Linked DNA regions of Homo sapiens: region 2 is linked to region 1. Evidence: chromatin contacts called from ENCODE Hi-C data. All regions are on one chromosome and are shown on one strand. The core of a region is the stretch at or near the end of the contact, and the rest is flanking DNA. Distances in the headings are between cores, read along the strand shown. Region 1 holds the start of SLC1A3-AS1 (SLC1A3 antisense RNA 1). Region 2 overlaps CPLANE1 (ciliogenesis and planar polarity effector complex subunit 1).

What was found. Hi-C counts contacts between places; a loop is a spot of excess contacts on that map. Pooled maps may share reads with other maps.
Region 2: a map of GM12878 shows a loop between it and region 1 (2.8-fold over the local background). The contact joins the enhancer-like site here to the promoter of SLC1A3-AS1 in region 1. A Hi-C loop is called at or near these places in 1 of 168 maps with a recorded cell type or tissue (GM12878), 10 of 37 single-sample maps with no recorded cell type and 7 of 50 pooled maps.

What each region holds. Positions count from the first base shown.
Region 1 is chr5:36,723,759-36,726,686 of GRCh38, reverse strand. It overlaps SLC1A3-AS1 (SLC1A3 antisense RNA 1), which reads left to right and starts at 1,499. Exons shown (of 2, transcript XR_007058736.1): 1 at 1,499-1,573. RefSeq lists enhancers at 2,502-2,771, 2,812-2,861, 2,872-2,921.
Region 2 is chr5:37,196,129-37,198,765 of GRCh38, reverse strand. It overlaps CPLANE1 (ciliogenesis and planar polarity effector complex subunit 1), which reads left to right. Exons shown (of 53, transcript NM_001384732.1): 20 at 1-64. Among named protein-coding and RNA genes, the nearest start is that of CPLANE1-AS1, 52 kb to the left of the region's middle. Within about 2 kb of position 1,250, at least 5 of the 41 ENCODE cell types and tissues checked have a DNase peak (open chromatin) inside an H3K27ac peak, as active enhancers do.

The DNA.
Region 1 (2,928 bases), core at 250-2,749:
CTTCTTGCATCCCTGAATGTAAACTCTGAGAATAGTGAGGTATTTTTTGTCCTTTTTGTTCAATAACAAACACTCAGTGCCTAGAATAATGCCTTACAGGAGTGCTTTATAAGCATTTGTTGAATGAATGAATGAACTAATGAATGAAGTGTAATACAAGGGGCAAAGGATTTGGCATCCTTTGGTCATGGAGTGCTGCTCAGATATGTACTATAGAAACCATTCTGAAGCATTTCAAAAGACATCCAGTTTCTCCTCTGTATACTGCAAAATCTTGGGCTTAGGTTCTGGCATTTAGTCTATGACAAATGATTGCTGGCAAAAGTTGAATGAAGCAGTTAAGAGTATGGGTTTGCAGTAAGATCCAGGTTCAAATTTACACCTTTCCATGTACTACCTGTGTGACTTTGGTGAAATTATCTTCTCCAGGCCTTAGGGTGAAATGTATGTGAGAATGCATGAAGCCTGCCACGTGGTTAATATTAAGAGTGATAACTCATATTATCATTGATGGAGGTGAATGAAAGAAATGGAGTAACACGCTTTTAAAACACAGTTTCCCCTCCATTATCATTTCAACCACTTTAGATGAAAATATTGAGGGATACATCCACAATTTCTAGTTAATTAAAAAATATCAGGAGGTCTTAGTAGATTCTAGATTTTTCCTTCAATGAAATGAGTTGTTAAATAAAAGGCCTCCATAAGTACAGGGTCTTGTCGTTGGGCTCTATCTTATGAGCGGTGGATCTGCCTCCCAGGAAGGTAGGCAGACACCAGTGAGGCATCTGGTGCTTGGGATGCAGCGAGTGGAGCCAAGCAGAGAATGATCAGATCCGTTTGCCTGGAATTTCTGCATTTGCTGCCCCAAACATCTGGAGCCAGGCTACCCAGTGCAGATGGAAAATAGCAAAATGCAAATTCCCTGGGTTCAGCTGAGGGAAGCCAAGGCAGACAGAGTCTGAGAAGGCGGATGAAAGGTGAGCCAAAACAAAAGCCCTGGCGGGTGGTGGGGCAGCGTTTTATCTAGAGCCTACGGCCCCCGGTAAGGACAGGAGATGAGAGAAGGGACCTTAGAGCTACTTGGGCCACCTTCATGTTCGTACTCATCCCCCTCCTTAACAGCCTGAAAGGGAGCCTGCTGGGCTTACGGCAGCCTCCCTGTCCTCTTCCTGATGCCATGCCTGCTCCATTGCTTTGCTTCTTCTGGATCCTGTTTCGCCCTCTCCCTCAAGAAGGAGATCCTGAAATAGATCCTGAGTCAATGACTCAGGTGCAAGTGCTTTATTAAAGAAAGGCTCCCAGAAGAAATCTACTTGCACCCGAATCATTGACTCAGGATCTCCTTCTGGGAGAATCCAAGCCAAGACAAGACAGACAACCCAACCAACTGAGCTGCTCACAGCTTCAACTGCTACAACCCTGGAAAGGATTCTGATTGGCTAGCTAAGGGTCACATGCCCAAATGGGCCTTTGATTGGCAGCTGTTGCTTCCTTCCTACTCCCTCCCACACACCCAGGAGCTCCAGCCTGTTATGGGATGGGCATCCTACCAGGAACCAAGGATGCTAAGGTAAGCAGTCCTTGCCCTCATAGGTTTACTTATACTTAAGGGGAGAGAACCGTTAGTCAAATCACCCCACATACAGATCTTTACACACTATGAAGGACAAGCACAGGGTGCAGTCAGTGGGAGGGGCCCAGAACGGGAAGTGCCATGCTGGCTGCTGCTGTGTGGAATGGGCTGTAAAGAGAGCAAGAGTGAAAGCCACAGCAGGGGAGCTGGTCAGAGATGGCAGTGGCTTTATTAGAGTGGTGGCCCTGGAGTTGGAGACAGGTGGGAAAAACTCAAGAGCCCTCTAAGGAACCGACCCATGGCAGTCCATCGCCACCAAGTCCCTCTTACCACTCTAGGTTTAAAGAAACCCAAAAAACAAAACTACGTTGCAACTGCACTGCTACACCAGGAAACCTAAGGGGGAACAAAAGAAAACTTAGTAGTGCCCTCTAGGCTGAAGATTTGACCTATTATTTACTAACCTTTCCCTCCCTCTTCCTTATTTTCAACAAATCTCCTGCCATCCATTTTGAATTCTTCTCTAAATAGAGAAAGCTTTCTTTCTCAGCTTCATTTAAATGTCCACCATGGTATTTACCCATGTTTTCTTGATTTTTATTTCTTTTTGGGGCGGGTATCTAAAAGATAATCTGATCCCTGTTCCTGATTCTGTAGGTGACAGAGAGAAGTGGTTTTCTCATTTTTTTGTGTGTGAAATTATTCGCATATGAGGAAAAGATAGCTCAAAAATAGAAGCTCTTTCATTATCTCTCCACAATGTAGTGTGGCCCCAAGTGACTATTTTGTGGAGACACGGTAATTTGGGGTGGCTAAATCATTACCCCGAGGTGTGTCAGATGCTGCCAAGACCTCCTTCATTCATGTGGCCAAGACTGTGGGCTTCCTGGCTGGGGAGGCAGAGGCCCTGCTCTTCTGCTGCTAACCTTGGGGTCAGCGAGCCCTGATCCACACTTCCTCTGGGCAACATCAATGGGGCTGCTGAACATATTGAGCCAGACTTGTTTCCAAGAGATAGAAGGAACTAGAGCATTGGGGAAAGTCCCAAGTAACTCTAGCCCTCAGCCACCTGCTGTGGCTGAAGATGAAGTCTCTGCAGCTTCAAGAATCCAACTGGCTGGTGCACATTGTTCTCATTGGCTAGATCATTCCTCCATGTAGCACTTCACTAAACTCATTAACAAATATTTACAAATGACATTGCTTTTTGGGGTCATGTATATTTCAGTCTTCAGAATCCATCAGGCACTCAAATCCCTTGGCAGTTCTAGTTCTCTCCCCTAGACATGCCTCTGCCCCCTACTACTCAGTTCCTTTTATTTCTACCATTCGTTTTTATTTTCTATTTCATT
Region 2 (2,637 bases), core at 1-2,500, 470 kb before region 1:
TTCTTTTCCTGTAGCACAGTGGTATATATTGCAGTTGAGGTGGGCAAGAAAAGTCATGCAGAAGGTATGGAAATATCTTAGTCATTTACATGCTGTGTTAACTGAAATTACTCATATTTATATTATTGTTTTTATAATTGTTATATTTTCCCAAGGAGTCCTGCCCTATAAATCCACAAATTTCAGATTTATTCATAAACAAACAGACCAGATTCTTCCTGTTGAAAGGTGAGGACTCTGAACAGGGTCTCTAGGTTAGTTCCACCATGTCTAGCAAAAGATAGTGTAATCTAGTCCATTAATTCCAGGCAATTACAGTTTTTTTTTTTTCCAACTCCCCTGTCATTAAAGATTGAAACTCAGTCCAGGGCTTTCTCCCAGTTCTCCTTGAGGTGTTGTCTGTGTTCTGTGGGGCCTTCTGTGGGTTCAGAGAATGGAAAGTTATAGTTCATTCTCGTCTGTTTCCATCCGGTAGCCTCCACTAGTCAGGGTCTCCCCCTTGCTATTTTCTGAGATGTGCAATTCAGTTTGATTCCCAGGTGTTCATCCCCTTCTATATTGACTTCAGCTGAGCTGTCGCTTCATTCTTATCAGATATCTAGCCAGATAGGACACCTGGTAGGTCTTTTTATCTAGCTGAAAATCCTTTATATGCCTGCTGTCTCTCTTGGAAATGTGGAAATAAATTTCATCATCTCCAAATATTTTTAATTCAGCCTAAGTAAAATTAAATTAATTCAGCCTAATTAAAACAATATAATTATTTTTAGTAGGAACCTTTGGAGAGACTTTTAGATAACTTTGATAAGTTATCTAAAAGTATTTTTGAAACACAATGGAAACTGAAAGTAACTAGTGGTTGGTTGCCGGGGTTAGGGAGAGGAGGAAGTGGACAGTGACTACTTTTGTTTTTCTTTTTGGGGTGATGAAAATGACCTGGAATTAGACAGTGATGATGGTTGCCTAACTTTGTGAATATACTAAAAACCACTAATTGTACACTTTTAAAAGATGACTTTGATGATATGTGAGTTATAGCTCAATTAAAAAATGGTGCTGAAACAAAGATTCTGAGCCATATTAGTTTTCTATTACTACCCTACCAAATTAACACAAATTTAGCAGCTTAAAATAGCAGCCATTTAATATCCCACAGGTTCTGTGCATCAGAACCACCACAGGGTGGTTCAGCTAGGTCTCTGCTTAGAGTCTCACAAGGCCAATCAAGGTGGCAGCGGGGCTACATTCCTTTCTAGAGGCACTAGGGGAACATCCGTTTCCAGGTGCATTCAGATTGTTGGTAGAATTCAGTTGCATGTGGCTGTAGAACTGTGGTCCCCCATTTCTTTGCTGGCTCTCTCTCTCTCTACCTCTTAGTACCATCCTGGTAGTAAATGCCATTAATGTATTTGACAAGAAGTCTGTCATTAGCATGCTTCCCAGGAGATTTGATTAGATTGTGTCTTTCTGGAAGTGACACTAGCAGGAGAAAATCAATTGCAAGCCTGCTGTTAATGCTTCCTTCCCAGGTTTATGTCTCTTAGAGCCCTTTCCTGAAACGTGGAAATAAATTTTATCATCTCCAAATATATTTAAATCAGCCTGTTATCTGTAGAAGCTCCCCTCTTTTTATTCTTGGTTTGTTAAAAAAAAAACTAGGTAATTTTTCCTGCACCATATTCTAGATTTGTCTGATCGTTTCTTCATTTAGTGTCGTTTAGCTTGTTTCTCTTTCCTTTTTTTACCCCTGTAACCCGGTCATTAATCTGTGCTCATTGAGGTAGAGAGGTTTAAATAGATTGGAGTTCAAATTTTCTTTTTTTTTTTCCTTTTTTCTTTTTTGAGACAGCATCTCACTCTGTCGCCCAGGCTGGGTGCAGTGGCATGGTCTCGGCTCACCGCAACCTCCGGCTCCCGGGTTTAAGTGATTCTCCTGCCTCAGCCTCCTGAGTACCTGGGACTACAGGCGCCTGCCACCTCGCCCAACTAATTTTTGTGTTTTTAGTAGAGATGGAGTTTCACCATGTTGGCCGGGCTGGGCTCAAACTTGACGTCAAGTGATCTGCCCACCTCGGCCTCCCTAAAGTGCTGGGATTACAGGTGTGATCCACCTCGCTTGGCCTCAAATTTTTTTAGAAATGAATCTTTCATAAGTATTGTGCACTTCTCTCTCGCACATGGCACATGTGTTTGCTTATTTTAATTTTAGGGATGAGGAGATTGAGTTTGGATCGTGTCACACCCTCTATCAAGTATCCCCGTCAACCCCTCAGCTTTTTACTCTGTTAGCATTTACTAATGATCCTTGCCTAGAGTCATTATTAGGGGCTGCCAAATGGTGTCTTTCTAATTCTGCCATTTATAGATTAGTTTTTTAAAAGTTATGTATGTAGGCATAATTTTTTTGTATTTGTTTTAGTTACTGTACACAGCTTTATTTGGGATAAGATTAAGATTCTTAAATTTCTTTATTTTCTTTGCTATGCCAGTGAGGAAAGCCAGGGAAAAATAGCATTAAATTCTTCTTATACAGGCAAAATTGTGACAAGAGAGTACAAATGATTTACTTAGAACCTTTTTTTTTTTTGAGATAACAAGCTAGTGACTTTCCTGAATTAAATTTGTAAGTTTCTGAAA